Linked DNA regions of Mus musculus: region 2 is linked to region 1. A link is a loop called in an ENCODE intact Hi-C map of the cell type or tissue named here. Cell type or tissue: heart. All regions are shown on one strand.

Region 1 (8,000 bases):
TGCATGTATACATCCTCATGTGTATATGCACTGGCCTGTGCATGCCTGTAGGTCCATCTAGTGTCTGTGTGTGATGTGGCATGGTACATGCATGGGTGTGTGCACACGCATGTGTGCCTGTGTATCCCTGAAAGTGTATATGCACGTGCATTTTCAAGGATGAATATAAGGAAAATACTATGAAGCAGGCTCAGAGCTTCCACACTAGCTTGTCAGCCACGTTTCCCACCTGACTTCAGTCTGCCCGACCGCATGGATAACATATGCCATCAGGGGTCCCTGTGCCCTCTCAGGCTTATGGTAACACCCATACCGGCTTCGAGCTGCCTCCAGCTGATATCTTTGAAGAGGACGTTTGCCCGAAGCGCATCACAGGTTCCATCCCGGAAGCCCAGGCGCTTCTCCGGGTCCTTCTCCAACAGCTGCTCACAGAAGTCCTTGCTGGCCTGGCTGAACTTCTCTGGGTACTTCACAGGCTCTGAGATGATACGTTGCTTAAGCTCCTTGTTCTCTACCTGCACGGTAGGTAAATGCACCACTTCACTTGAGCCCTGGCCAAGCCTCAAGCCTTAGGACTTGGTGCTCACCCTCACTGGGGTGGGTGTGGGCAGTGGGCGTGACCGGTGGGCGTGGCCAATGTCATCCGGTGGGCCCCTCCCAGGTGGCTTGGCTTTGAAAGGCTCCCATCTCAGGACGGAGAAACAAAGTCAAAAAGTGAAGTCTCCAGCCACACTCTCCAGCTGTTTTAAAGGGTGGTGCCGGTTGACTTATCCACATGTTTACACAGCTGGACAGCCACTGCACAGACTATGACCAGAAGCGAACGTTGTTGCCTGAGAGCTTGACTGAGCATGGTGTTACAAAACCATGAGAAGCCTAAGAAATAGGCTTGCCTTACTTCTGGTCAGCTTTGGTGGAGTCTCCTAAACAAAGCTCCCCACACCTAAAGTGTATGACGAAGACAGTGTGGCTTGCTCCCCAGGCATCCCCCATAGCAAAGCCGGTGCTCATCATCTCTCTGGCAGGCACAGGCAGAACAAACGCAGCATGTGGAACCTGAACGAATGTTCACGCACACAGGCCTAACTAAGGTCTGTCACTGTGGAGGCCTGTGAGACTCAGACACTTCTCCACGTTTGGCCAGGATCACATGACAACATAGAGCTGTAAGCTCAGGCGAGGTCAAGGTAGCCACAAGTAGGTGGACACTGTCCCTACTGGGACATAAAATAGCTTCTGGCCCAGACCAACCTCTGTGTGTAAACAGAAATGAAGAGCAGAGAAACTATATAGGGTGGTTGTCCGAGGCCCCAAGAGCAATGTCCTGGTGGCCACTGCTAGCTAGGGACCCGGCAGTGGCCTCCTTGTGAAGTCAGCACCAAAAGGACCTAATGATAGAAGCCACTGTCAAACCAGGGAGAGAGGTCCAGTCTCAGCTAGAGCATGTTTGCTCTGCCACCTGCTGGCCGTGGTGTGCAAAGACAGTTAGAATCTTCCAACAGCTCTACTCTCAGGTCTCAAGAACAGGCAGGCTTTGGGACAGAATATCCTGCAGGACCAGGAACCCAGAGCCTGTGCTCCTTATATAGTCCTTGGCACAACCCAACCCATCCATGTCTGCCCCAGAATGGACCCTTTCAGGGGTTCCTGCCAGACGGCACCTACCTTCTCTCCTCGGGCTCGGAAGGGTCCTCTGGCTGCGATCATCTCGTACAATGTGACCCCCAGGGCAAAGTAGTCCACAGAGAAGTCGTATTCTTCACCTCGCAGGAGCTCAGGGGCCATGAAACCTGCCGCCACGAACATATGTAGGTTCATAGATGCACCTGCTTTCCCACAGCGTGGCTCCTACCCAGTACTCACAGCCCTACTGAGGCTCTAGTGATACCCTACCCCCAGGGGAGTGAGTGGTCTCCCCACCAGTGACTTGGAGGCCAAAAACCTCTTTGTTGTCATTTCAGGACATTGAGCATTACCCTGGCCACTACCCACTGGATGCCCACAGTGCTAACAACCAAAAACGTCTTCCAGCCTAGCCAAAGATTCCTAGGAGCAGAATTGCCGGGGTCAGGAATCTCACTAATGTGGGATATGAAGCCTCCACTCAGATTCAGGACAGTGTGCTTATGCTGTGTGTGACTCCTGGGTTAGACGAACGTGACAGATGCTGCTGGGACCTTCTCACTCTCCTCTTATAAGGATACAGACGTGAGCTCTGTGTCCTGTAATCCAGAGTGAGCCCAGTGACCCAGGCGCTGTGGCCAAAGCCTGAGGAACACGGGTGATGGGGTCACAGTCCTATGCTGTCCTCAGTCACTTTGTTCCTTGAACCTTCTTTTATTACCTACAGTGAAGCTATAGCTGAATGCACTCAAAGAACAGCACCTGATAGCATAGCCACTGTGTGGCCTTCTCCACAAGCGTGGCCTCCCTGGTCCTCCTAGCTGCCTGCTCACAACCAGACCATTTTCATGAAAATCTCAACCCCTTACAACCCACCACACATATTAGTACCCAGCGTCTGCAACCCAGTGTATAGACCATCTCCTCCCGCCCATTCTGTTGGCTTCTCCGCCCCATGTAACAGGCCATGGAATTGCTCCTGCACTCCTAGCCCTTCTGGAAGGTGAATTGTCCAGCATCCCTTTCCGGAGCCACGCGCACCACCTCTCCACTTCAGGATGCCACCAGTGTCCACCCAGTGCCACCCCCGGTAGTGTCAGACTATACTCTGACCATGCCACCCTTTGCCTTCATGTTTTGGGTTTTTACAAAGAATATTGTTGTTCCAGAGCCAGCACCCATGGGTCACTGGATGAGGGAGCAAGTGTGTTTCTTGTCTCATTGTCTCCTGGAATGCAAGCTTCTAGTTTGCACCCTAACTCAGCATTTCCAGAGCCTACACTGCGGTCAGGATTTACACTGTGGTCCCAGGCAAAGGATTTACGAGGTAGGGTTGCCACTGCATCTCAGTAAGCTCAGGAAGGTAAAGATTAGGCAAGCAATGGCGCCCTCTACTGGCCAAGCTGGGCCAGCAGTCCAGAAAGGGACCAGTTCTAGTCTTGAGGTTCTTTAAATCTTGCTCCAGCAAATCCGGGACTTGTAGTGAACTGAGGAGATCCAAGTAAAGTTTGAGCTATCTCATGAAAGAAAGCACAGCCATGTCTTCACGAGGCTGTGCAGTGGCTTCAAGCCAAGCTGTTTCCAGAATCCTTTTCTCAGATCTCCTTCACCCCGTGCCTGCACAGAGCCCTCAGCACCCACCAACCAGCTACCAAGGCTAGACAAGCACCACCGCCCGGGGGTCAGTATGGATTTGTCCTACTCCAAAGTCGAAGGGGAACGTTCTTGTCTCTCTACCCACCATGGCATCAGGGACACTCTCAGATGGTACCTAAGGCACAAAGCAGGATCCTGTCGCCACTCTGTTTACATCCCAGATAGCCCAGGGAAGAAGATACACATCTAAGAAGTCCTGTCAGAACTCAGCCTGAATACAAGACCATCCAGAATATGGAGAAAGGGAGACTCAAGTGCAGATATCTAAAGCATGCAAATGCCGGGTATGCAATGGTCACGTCACAGCCTCATACGCCCATGTGGTAAGTGTTAAAGCCAAAGACTCTGACAGACTAAGGACACCATCTGAGGTCACAGAGCCAGGAAGTATGGGCCTGGACCTCGCACCTGCTCCAGCTGACTCGAGTCTCTGCTTTCCTCTATGCGTGCTGCCTCTCACCCTTCCTCTGAGGGGGACGAAGGCAGAAGAACACACAGGTCTGCATGTGTATGTACACTTAGACACAGATACATCTACAGTCACTCATATGTGTTCAAGAGTGGTGTACACAAAACCTATACACACAGAGACGCATGCCCATGTGTGCACAGATACGTGTACTAAGCATACACACAGAGGTGCCTGTACACATTCACACATAGGTATACACACACACACACACACACATACATACATATATATATATATATATATATGCATGAAATAGCACATATACAGATGTGCTTATAGACATGTACATACACAAAGACACATTTGTGAAGATGCACACACGTATTTGCATGTGTGCACACAGAGACTGTCATGGGTGCATGCATACTGAGAGGTACCTTCATACACATACATGCATGCTTCACACAGAGGGAGCTGTGTGCCTACATACATGTACAGATACGTGCAGATGCACATATGTGCACAGGTGCACATGCACATACAGGCTCGTGCATATCCACGCATGGGCTTACACATAAAGACCCCCCCCCGTGTGCATACTCAGTCACACCTACAAGACATACAACTGTGCACACCACATGAGAGCAAGCACACATGTAGGAATGTGTGCACACGGGTATGCATGCCCACAGAAAGATAACACATGCGCATAGCCTGCCTGTGAGTGGCTACCTACCAGAGTTGTGCTAAAGCCTAGCAAGAGCTGGCTGAGGAAAGCCTCTGTCCCCTGTGCACTGCGGTGTGACCTACACAATAAGTCCTTGGGTCCAGCTCTTCCATAAGATACCCCAGGCAAACTCATCTGCCAATGCACAGGACACCACTCTCTGTGCTCTCTCTGCCCATCAAGGTACCAGGGAGGCAGCTCTGACAAGCTAGTGAGACTGTTAAGGCCGGGGAGGGCCTGTCCTTGAAGGGAATAAACAGTTCTTGAGCTGCTGAGTAGAACCTGATTGCTACTGTTTGCTCTAGAGGATAAGGAGCCCTGCTTCACAACCCCCACTCTGTCACCACTTAGGTCTCGAGGCTCCTGCTGCCTCAAGTTCTGGGAGAGAGGATGACCCCAAGGCCTCTTCTTGGATGCCAAGCCTACTCCTGCTGCCTCAAGTTCTGGGAGAGAGGATGACCCCAAGGCCTCTTCTTGGATGCCAAGCCTTCTCAGCCCCCTCCCCCAACGCTCAGACCTTACCTGGGGTCCCTGCGTAGCCCTTGGTCTTATTCTGCCCTTCCTTCAGCTCCACAGCCAGTCCAAGGTCAGAAATTCGGATATTGCCTAAAAGTTGAGACAAGCTGAGTTTACACATATTCCATAGAACAGAGGTACCAGGTGACCAGGGCTTAGCAGTGTTCCCCGGCACAACAGCAAAACACATGCTATATGTACATACATACCACACTCTATACACGCATATCCATTTCCCACAAAGATGTATCATACACATAGTAGGCATACCACATATACCTTACACATACATGCATGCACACCTATATGCATATGCACATACATACATACATACACATATAGCTTACACCACTGTCCTTTATGCCCTAATACTACTAAGCCCTCCTTCAGTGACTTTCAACGAGGCTGAAGAAACCATACTTTGGGCCCTCCAAAGCCACCGTAACCTGCATCCACCCCACGGGCTCACCATCATTGTCCAATAGCACATTCTCTGGCTTGAGGTCACGGTAGACAATGCGTCTCTGATGCAGGTGCTCCAGGCCACTGATGATCTGTGCTGTGTAATAGATGGCCCGTGGTTCTGAGAAGCCGGGGTTATCCTCATCCACATTGTAGATGTGGTACCTGGGGGTAGAACACCATGGGAGGCATGCACACGGGTTTTAAGGGCAGTAAAATGCAGAAACAGAGAGCCTGGATCTTAGCGCACACACACATACACACATGTATCAGCATAGCGTGGTCCCCTTGGGACCAGGCATCAATGCTTCCCTGGAGAAGCCCAAGGCTAGTGGCCTCAGATGCCACCTTACCCATAACTGATTGAGAGACAATGGTTAAAAGGACATAGAAGCTTGTCACCTGACACCTCCTTCCTCTGACTCCATGGCAGTGACAAGACAGAGCCAAGAGAGGAGAGTCACCCCCCAGTTTTTTTAAAGCACAAGCAACCCCCAAATCTCTGAGTATACCTGTTGTCTGCTCCACCAGACTCTGAACCCCTGGATGGGTTTGACAGTAGCATTTCCTTCCCGGCCCTTTTCCGCAGGACCCTGGAGTGCGTCCATTTTTGTATTCTACTGTACACTTGCTGCCTCAACCCTTTACAGGGAAACGAAGCCCATAGCCAGAAGCTGTGAATGGCCTAAGCTGTGTTGAAGGCGGGTGGGGGAGGCGGGAGAGAGGCTGCAGACTAGGGGTTTGGAAGAAAATCAGAGGGTCCCTGGGAAGGGGGTGGGGACAGAACTTGCAATAATGCCTCAGCATTCCTTACAGGCCTCTTCCCCTTCTCAAAGATGGGTTATCTAGACCTAACGTTATTCATCTGAAGAAAAGGCAGTTGGCTTTGCTGGGGTGGCAGTGAGCTGAGAGACACAGGGATTTGCAAGTTACAGCTCCCTTTAGTAGCACTCTGCATTCCCAAGGCACCCCAGGGTCTCACTGTGTAAGCCTTGTGTACTAGGTACCCAGGGGTCTCATGGAGCTAACCATGTGTGTCAGCTACTCCAGGGACTCACCTCCTCATCCTCCTGACACTGACTTGGTCACTATTGTTTGTCTCTATTTTACAGAACAGGAAACTGAGCTAAGAGTGGTGAAGTCACCCAGCCAAAGAAAGCCATTAACCTAACATCCCTAAGAATGCAGGACCAACCTCTGAGCACCGTGAGGCGTGGCTAGCCCAGGCGCCATCAGAGTGGGTACCCTCCTACTCTAGGCAAGCCTCTAGACAATCATCCAGCTCTCTAGACCTATAGCATTGGACACCGATGGAATTGTTAATGTTCACTTCTTAGCCCTCTCGACTTACAGTATCCCACCACAGCTATCTACGACATCACATGCCCTCTGTCGCCTGTCCCCAGTAATCACGGAGAGTCGTAAGCGTGTACAATGACAGGCAAACCCCAAGTCCTGGACCCCACCAGACGTGAACCCTAGTTGAAAGCAGTCCCAAGTCCGGACACCTTTACCTCACGTCACCTCCGTTCATGATGGTCATCACCAGACAGAGGTCCGTCTTGGTCTCGAACGCATAGGCCAGAGACACAATGAACCTGCTGTGTACTTTAGTCAGAATCCTCTTCTCAACAATGGCGCCCTGGAAGCAGAGTTGTGATCTTCAGTCCTCGGGAATACACTGTGGAGAGCAGCCTGCATGCTGGGCACAGCGCGGGACAGGCTTGCAATCTGTCTGAAATCTGCTACGCATTCACTCAGGGACATAGCCTTGGCATTGACTGGGACATCTCTGTCACTGCCCTGTCCACCCTCCCCTCCCCTGCACGACCATAGCCCCACCATCCAGTTCTTGCTTGCATCCAGACAGCTCCCAATGCAGCCTGACCTTCCAGGAGAGCCTGCTTTATGTGAGAACCGCAGGTCATGTCCCCTGGGGATACTAAAGTCTGAAAAGTGTTATATGGGGTTACAGGTCTGTGTGGGTGGCCCAGAACTCCAATTACAGTTCCAGAAAGCTGCAGTTATTTGTGTGTTTGTCATTTTGAGACATGGGCTCACTGTGTAGCCCTGGCTCTCCTAGAACTCTCCATGTGGGCCCAGTGTGAGTTCAGTACTCATACAAGCCCAGCCACCACCTCTACCTCTAAAGGTGTGTGAGACCATACACAAGCTTAAAGGTGCTATTTTTTTTAAGTATGCAGTTTTGTCCCTTTTAATTGAGATACTTTATTTTTAATTTATTTATTTTACGTATGTGAGTACACTTTAGCTGTCTTCAGACACACCCGAAGAGGGCATTGGATCCCATTACAGGTGGTTGTGAGCTACCATGTGGTTGCTGGGAATTGAACTCAGGACCTCTGGGAGAGCAGTCAGTGCTCTAAACCACTGTGCCATTTCTCCAGCCCCTAATTGAGATACTTTAAATAAAAATGAAAAAGCTAAATCATTTTCCAATTTTATGAATAGTTCCAAATTCAAAACAAAATCAGTCACCATGGCCTTTTTTCTAAAAGGCCCTATTTTCTAAAAATATACCTTCAGCAGGGCCGTGGTGGCGCACGCCTTTAATCCCAGCACTCAGGAGGCAGAGGCAGGGGG
Region 2 (8,000 bases), 370 kb before region 1:
TCCGCCTGCCTCTGCCTCCCAAGTGCTGGGATTAAAAGCATGTTTTAATCACCCTCAGCAAAAATAAGTTTCTTTAAAAAGATTTATTTAGTGTACATGAGTGCAACATCTGCATGTATACCTGTGTAGCAGAAGAGGTCATTGGATCCCTTTACAGATGGTTGTGAGCCACCATGTGGTTGCTGCGAATTGAACTCAGGACCTCTGGAAGAGCAGCTAATGCTCTTAACTGTTGAGCCATCTCTCTAGCTACTGAAAATAAAAATTTTTAATTGAAAAAAAAGTGGCAAAGAACTTCAGTGATATCTCTTCAGAGTTGGTCTACATATGGCCAAACAGCAATATAAAAAGATGTTTAATTGCAAATTTTTTGGATAATACAAAATTAAACCACAAAAAGTTTGGGTATATTAGTTAGTATATAACCTATAATCCCAATACTTGAGAGGCTGAGGCAGGAAGAACTCAAGTTAAGGTAAACCTGGGATACTCTACTGATACGATCTCAAAACTCAAGTTAACTCAATCTAACCCAAATCAAAGCAACAACAAAAATAAAACAAAGAACAATTCCTATCCCCAAGAGAAAAGAATCCCAGGAGAGCTCTTACTCTTGAGCCCACGAGGCCAGCTACTACAATGTGATACCAAACAACTTCAATGAAAACTCAAAACAGAGCGCGTTAGAGAGGACGAGGAGCAGTCGTAGCTTTCGTACATTGCTGTCGCTGGGAACGCATGATGGTGTCTGTGCTGTGAGCACTGCGCTACCACCTGACCCCCAAGTCTCCCTCTGGGTTGATATCCAATCTGAAAACAGGGTCTCTGAGACACATCTGCATATCCAGGGGAGTTTACCTCGGCTAAAGCTTGTAACAAGTCAAGTGTCTAACAACTGACATACGAATGGATAGGTAAAATGGACAAACACTCCTATGGGAATATTCTCCAGCTTTGAGAGGGAGGGAATTGGGCAGTTAGGACACTCGAGAATCTGGAGGCCGCTATGCTAAGTGAGAAGCTAGCCAAGAAGACAGAAAGTGTGGCTCTGCTAATACAGGGCATGCAGAGTAATAACATTCATAGAGAGAGAAAATGGAATGAGTTGGAGGGAGGAGAAGGTGGAGGGTCCAGCACTAGTGTTTAATTAATAAAGTTTTAGTTATATAACAATTAGGGACTCTGGGTAACTGGTTGTATAAAGTGAATAATTTTAATAATTCTGAACCACACACAAAAACACACACAAAAGAAAGAAAGAAAGAAGGAAGGACCCACGAGTTCCTCAGGAGGCAGGAGAATTAACCACTGCGGTTTAAGGCCAGCCTGACCTAAGAAACAGAGTCCATCTCAAGAAGGAGGGGAAGGTGATTTCTGTTATGTATATTTTACCAATAAAAAAAAAAAAAGACCATCTGAATAAAGTAGTTAGCAATGAACTAGAACGCCAAATGGCCTGAGCACTAAACTTGCGTGACATTCACAGAAACTACAACCTGATCTTCTGATTGTTGCCCTGACGGAGAAGGAACACCGTTCAGTTGGGGGAGGGGGATGGATGGAAACTGATGGATGGGGAGGGCAGAAAGCACTTCCTACAGAATGTTTACAAACCTTAAAAGCAGAAAATCTAACACAGGACAGTCGGACAGGACGGGGAAGGAGGAACGTAAGAAACGGATCCAGAAAGTTCAGGAGCAGAGTCCCTGAAGGGGAGACTGCGCCACAGGCTCCATGCCTGATATTCATGACCATACGCCCCTCCACCACGCTTTCAAGAAATGGCAATCATGGCCAGTGCTCTGGATCCCTGGCCTAAATATAAGTGTATGATATAGCCCAGAAAACTTTCATCAAACATCGTAAGATAACTTAGTTTTGGAACACAAGGTTCATTTATTGGGAAAAGGAGCCTGTGAGAACTTACTCCCCAGCAAGGTCACGATCCCTCCCGTTCTTATCTCATGGAAGGTCTGGGATGCTTTAGTTTATAAGCTCCGTCAGCACATGACGTGACAGTAAGAGTTTATGACCTTATTTTAGCTGTGAGAAGTTAACTGAAACTCACTGACCTTTATTGCCAATGAAGATATAGCCGTCAAAACGGTCTCTGAACAGCAGGATGTCATCAGGGTTCCTAAAATTAATGTATGCTCTGGAGTAGACATGAGGATAAAGGCTGAAACCGAGGCAACAGTGGTTAGTAAAACGGACGGCCCTTGATTCTGCCTTATCTCCTATGAATAAGCAAATACTTTTTCATGCCCGAGAATCACGTCTCAGTAAATTTTAACAATTTGGATATTCCTTAGCAAAAAAACAAAACAAAACAAAACACCCCGAAGATAAAGCAACCATTAACTGAAGCCTTAATTATCCAGGACCGCCTCTTCTGTACAGAGCCAAGGGTAAAATACTAGACTCCAGAAGTCACCATGCCATGGGTACTTTTAGAGCCATTTCTGGTACATCTGAACAAGAACGAGACTTGTCTAGGCTCCTTCATGGATGACATGCTGTATTTTGAATGGGTGTCAGACCACGTACCAAGGAAAAACTAAATCATTCTCCCCGTCTCACACACAACTCTTTTCACAGGTAGGAACGATTCCATTCCATTTCACAAAGAATACAGAAGTTTAGAGAAATCTGTTGTTCGTACAGAGGGTGCAAGTTACAAGCTGGGACCGGAATTGCACACCGAGTAATTGCACACTGTTCTTTTAGCCATTTTTCTAAACTTCAGCCACCTGAAAACCACCTGTGGTTTTTCAAAGGATACCCATTTAATTATTCATATTTTTATTAGAATAGACTTTAAAAAAAATAACAAAACAAAATTGGTATCCCAAAGGAAAGCGTATATGACACAAATGAGAAAGAATACCATAAAAGGATATAAAAATAAGTATCGTGGAAAACCCACGAATTCCTGTGGCACTGACATCTGCTGCTTAGGTCAGCCCTGCGTTGCTCGCATCCCCACAGGCAGGGAACCTTCTGGCTGGGTGGTGGTGCAAGCAATGAGAGATTCCACTTCTCAGGGCTCAGTTACTGGTCCCTCACTAGGGAAAACACTCCAGACTCAACGTGTGTAAGGGATGCAGTCCGGTTTTGCTCATCATACAGTTTATTAAAAGCTACGCCGAGGAAGGCATGGTAACGGGCTGACGAGGTGACTTGCCCGCTCCTAACGTGGGCGTGCACTGACAGCTGGGAGGGGACTGCAACTGCGAGCGCCCGCGGGGTCCTCCATCCTTCACCAGTGGGTGTCCCGCAGCAGCCCTCACCTGAGGTCCGCAGCCACCACCTCGAAGTAATCGTGCGCCGGCAGGGGGCGCAGTTGCTCTTCCAGCTGCTCTTTGGTGAGGCCCGGGGGCAGACGCCGGAGGACCACCTGGGATGACCATTGCGTTCACTCAGGTGCTGCCGCCCGCCACGCCCACTCAGCCTGAGGTTCCCCGGAGCTCGGGGGACCGCGGCTCCCCAGCTCCACCCCGACTCGCTAATCCTAGTCCAGACTGCTCGCAACAGCCCGCATCACTTCGGAGACTAGGCTCCGCCCCTGAGATGAACAACCCGCCCCGCCCTCCCCAAGCCCCGCCCACCGGGGGGCTTAGAAGCCGTCCTCTCGCGAGACTTGCGGGCCCCGCCCCCACCTTGCTCAGGGCTGTCCTCTTCTCCTCGCGAGGCTTGCCGGCCCCGCTCTCACTTAGGGTCGGGGCCGGAGGCGCCGCCGACTCCTTCCGCGGTGACTCGCGGCGGCAGTGGGTCTCTGAGCTCGATAGTTTCTCCCTCCAGCTCGGGCCCCGCGCAGCCAGGGCTGCGCCTAAGCCTCCGGCCCCCTCTTCCGAGCGCATCCCCACCGGCCGGCCGGCCGCCGCCACCTCCGCGAGAACGAAGCCTCGCGAGGACTAGGCAGCCCCTCCCTTGGAATTCGGTGTTCAGTGTCCCCTCCCCGGCCCTGACAGGGAAGGGGCGGTGCCAATGCTGGCCCGCGCCTGTAGGGGGCAGCGCGGCAGTTTTTAAAAGACAGCGGACGTCCTAGAACGGCGGCGACGGTGAAGGAGATCGGTGCTGCCAGCCACGCGGAGAGCAGATGCTCACTCCGGACGTCCCGTGCGCTGCTGACCTGCGGTGGGGACTGGGAGCCCCCGGTCCACCCGGAGTCACTGGGACAGTACCGAAAGTAAACCCGTCGCTCTCCTCGCCCCACTCTGCCCTCCGCCTCCCTCCTACACGTTTTCTCTGTTGAGACAGGGCTTTGTGTAGCCTTGATTGTCCTGGAACTCACTCTGTAGACCTGGCTCTCCTGGAGCTCAGAGATCCTCTGCCTCCTGGGATTAAAGGCGTCTGGCTTTTTATTTTTATTTTATTTGTAGCAGATATACGAACAATACAGTTTTCCCATGTGCTCAATGATGTATAGCACCATTCTCCCTACGTTAATGGTAAAGGAGAATGAGAGATTTTCAGAAATCGATCGTGGCACTCCTGAAATGTGACGTTTTAAATAAGCCAAAGACTCAAAACCGTTTAGGTCTGCGTCAAACAGGCCTCAAACATCGAGAGTTCTATAAAAGCCTGGGCAAGAGCGGTTTTCCAGTATTTCGTGTTGCAAAGAAAGCTAGGACTGAGCCCATCACTTGAACCAGCTCAGTTTGGAATAACCAGTTACACTGACCAGAAGTTCTGATAGCCTCTTAACCTTTATTAGGAAGAAAACACACGTGTGAGAGGCTGATAAAAATGTGGACGACGAGTTGTCAGGAAAAACCAACCCATACCCAGTTGTTAAGATAGTACAAGGTCGATGGATAGTAACTTCACAATGGAAGAAAGTTGGAACATTACAAGCTTGGAGCCAAAATTATCTCGGGCTGGCTTTTGCCCCCTTAAAGATAAAGCCATTGACTGTCCTCCTGTGTGCCTGACCCAACACCCTTTCACCTGTCTGGCAAACTGCTGGTTAGTTTATGTCAGCTTGACTCAAAATAGTCACTTGGTTGTGAAGAGGAAAGAGTTGAGGCATTATTTTCATCAGATTGGCCTGTGGAACAGTTTCTTGACTAATGGACGTGAAAGGGTCCCACAGCAGTTGGACCTTGCTTGTAATAAAGCCAATAAGCATTCTCTGTGGCCCTGCTAGTTCTTGCCTCCAAACTCCTACTTGAATTTCTTCTCTGATTTCCCTCACTGAGGGATGTGACCAGAGAGCTAGAAGAGGAACTAAATCTCTTCCTCCCACAAGTTGCTTTTGGTCAGTGTTCAGAGTGTAATGAGTTGTGGAAACATGAAAGATACCATTGAAAGAAGAGAGACATTATGAAGTATCAGAGGGATACCAGGGATGTTCTTGTGATATTTGGATTAAGAATCTACCTTTATTGGGACAAATAATGATGGTTAGCTGGGGATGAAGAATCAGTTGTGATTAATAAGACCAGCATCATCAAAGTGCAATTTTCTGGATATACTTCCTAAAGGTCAGCACACAGACACTGCAGTCCAGATGCAGTCAAGGCTATCTCAAGCAGGAAACCTGACTTGGTAATGTGTACCCCACATAGTGGAACTGATTGTGTAGGCATGAACGCTGCAAGATTTAAGAGGTCACAGAAATGAGCTGAGATTGAAACTGGAAAGAGCCAGGAGAGGCAGTAGAAACTCCAGCATGCTGGAGATGCTAGGACTGCAGGACCATGTCAGGTGAGGAGTGGAGCCTACTTAAGCCTACCAGACAAGCTGTGAGTTGTGGATGGCAGAGCCAGCCTGAGACATGGAGCTGCCCAAGTCCCCTGGAGCCCGGAAGATCATGAGTAAGTCCCAGACATTAGATTATAAATTATTTACATTACTGGATTTTGCTTTTGTTTTGATCCACTTTTAACTGTGCTTTGGTTCTTTCTTCCCTCTTGGAATAACTACTTGATTCTGAGACTATAGTTACAAGACTGGATATTGTTAGTGTCACTGAACTTTAACAAGTTTTTAAAGATGGAAACTTTGAAGGTTATACTTTATATTGTTGTATTAACATCTTGATGATAAACAAGGAAAGGTTACTGTTTAATGGTGATGTATGTGTCAAGTTAAGAGGTCACCCCAGTTGGTTAGTTTTTGTGAACTTGAAACAAACTAGTCACCTGGACTAGTTTCCATCAGACTGACCCACAGGGCAGGTTTCTGATTAATGACTGATGTGGAAGGGTTCAACCATCTGTGGGCAGTGCCATCCCTGGGCAGGTGGTCCTGGGTTGTATAAACAAGCAAGCTGAGAATGCTTTAGGGAAACTATGTTCAAAATATATAAAAAAAATATTTTCAATGAAAATTAAATTTATTAAAATAAATAGGTAGTCAAGGTATGCATTTCTCAACATAATATTACAAGGATAGAAAGAAAGCTGGAAAAATATGGCTAACATAGCAGGGAAAAGACTGGGCAAAACTGAGGAAGGCCAGACAAAATTACTAGTCAGAGATGCCAAACAGCCATATCAATTATGTAGTGGTAATTAGTTAGCCCGCTCTGAGCTCCTGGCAGGTCACATGCATGCTGCACCCACCCAAGAGCTCTCTGGATTCACGAATGGAAGACACACAAGTATGTTCAAAGGGCTAATGGAAACCACAGAGAACCAGTCACTAGGGATGATATCCATCAACAGGAAGCGACAGGAAGTAATTGCTTTTGAATGCCTATGGCTGTTTCTCGTTTAATTCTTGTAAAAGAAATGAAACAGAAGCTGTGGAACTAAAAAACTGGAACAGCTCATCTGCTCTCCCAGTGTTTGTATGGAAGATAGGACCTGGAAACAGGCCCTCCAGAAGCTTGTGGGCTGGCTAGCCTGGGGTAGCAACAGAGATGTGTTTTATAGCTAAAAGAAGTTGAAAGTAAGGAAAAAATGTTCTTGTAAACAGCTAAGAGACCTGGATCTCACGGTCAGACAAAATAAGAGTCAAACTTAGAGGCATTACATATTGATTCTGTGTGTGGTCACACATTGGTGAGCATGTAGAGGTCAGACAGCCACAGGAAGCAGCTCTTTCCACCATGAGTCCCAAGGACTGAACTCACCCAGTCAGTCTTGGAAGCAAGTGCCTTTACTTACTCGAGCCATTTCATCAGCCCTCTTTATTTTTAAAGATAGTCTCATTATATTATCTTGGCTAGCCTGGAATTCCTTACACAGACCAGCCTGGCCCGAACTCAAAGATCCACTTGCCTCTGCCTCCAGAGTGCTTGGAATAGGGAGTGAACCTTGGGGAAAACTGGAGTTATGAGCAACATACCAATCAGAGTGTTTTAGCCAGTACACATGTCCTATGGTAACAGTATGTTAACAATGGGACACACCAGATAAGGGGCAGACAAACTGTGTGGTAGTGAGTGGTCCCCAGATGCTGTCACTGTTGGAGGAATGTGTCACTGGGAAGGCTTTGGGAGTAACTGTCCTTGCTCCCCTTGCAGCTGCCATGCCTGCCTGCTGCACTGCTTCTCCAGCACAATCAATCTGAACTCTTTCTTCAATGGCTGCCTTGGTCATAGAATGTTATCATAGCAACAGAAAGGTAACAGAGACACTCTACCAGCTTGGAAACTTCTAGTTATTCCCAAATATAAATTTATTGAAAAAGACACAATGAAAAAGATAACGAATAGTTGACCTTCTTTATTCTGCTACACGTAACTAACTACTTTGTAGGTTCAGAAAATCGGAAAACATCTGTTGCCAAGGCCTGCTGTCCCACTGTTACTGCAGGCTGCTGGTCCTAAATGTAGAGATGTAGTCTGGAGTCACATCAGGAACTGGAAAATTCTTAGGACGTAGCAAGGCTGCAGGGGAGCATTGACCTACTCTGGCACATGAGGGTGGGCCCTGGACCTCTGTCAGGTTCAGTGCTGTGGCTATGTGCTGTGGTCTGACATAGACGTCTCTAGCATCATGTCACTTTCGTTCATTTCAATTTCAAAAGTCTCTTCCAAGTTAGGTCTG

What was found. A loop is a pair of places that touch in the nucleus more often than their neighbours do. Peaks named below come from ENCODE experiments on the same cell type or tissue, not always from the same donor. Only the 100,000 strongest peaks of a DNase experiment are listed, where the experiment ranks them.
Region 2: a loop joins it to region 1, with 7 times the contacts of the local background. A loop is called at or near these places in 2 of 42 quality-filtered maps.

What each region holds. Positions count from the first base shown.
Region 1 is chr8:13,406,839-13,414,838 of GRCm38, reverse strand. Grk1 (G protein-coupled receptor kinase 1) reads right to left here. Exons shown (of 7, transcript NM_011881.3): 2 at 6,911-7,038; 3 at 5,404-5,561; 4 at 4,941-5,024; 5 at 1,666-1,790; 6 at 314-515. Among named protein-coding and RNA genes, the nearest start is that of Grk1, 5.8 kb to the right of the region's middle. In heart, CTCF peaks have their summits at 1,476 (motif pointing left) and 3,034 (motif pointing left); a DNase peak (open chromatin) is centred at 678; H3K27me3 peaks cover 1,820 bases.
Region 2 is chr8:13,781,544-13,789,543 of GRCm38, reverse strand. It overlaps Cdc16 (CDC16 cell division cycle 16), which reads right to left. Exons shown (of 18, transcript NM_027276.3): 18 at 7,593-8,000. The coding sequence ends at 7,913. Upf3a (UPF3 regulator of nonsense transcripts homolog A (yeast)) reads right to left here and starts at 3,929. Exons shown (of 9, transcript NM_025924.2): 1 at 3,660-3,929; 2 at 3,291-3,397; 3 at 2,073-2,179. The coding sequence starts at 3,860. Gm46032 (a long non-coding RNA gene) reads left to right here and starts at 4,488. Exons shown (of 2, transcript XR_001778519.2): 1 at 4,488-5,819. In heart, CTCF peaks have their summits at 3,322 (motif pointing right) and 4,003 (motif pointing right); DNase peaks (open chromatin) are centred at 3,643 and 3,943; H3K4me3 peaks cover 1,941 bases; H3K27ac peaks cover 1,712 bases.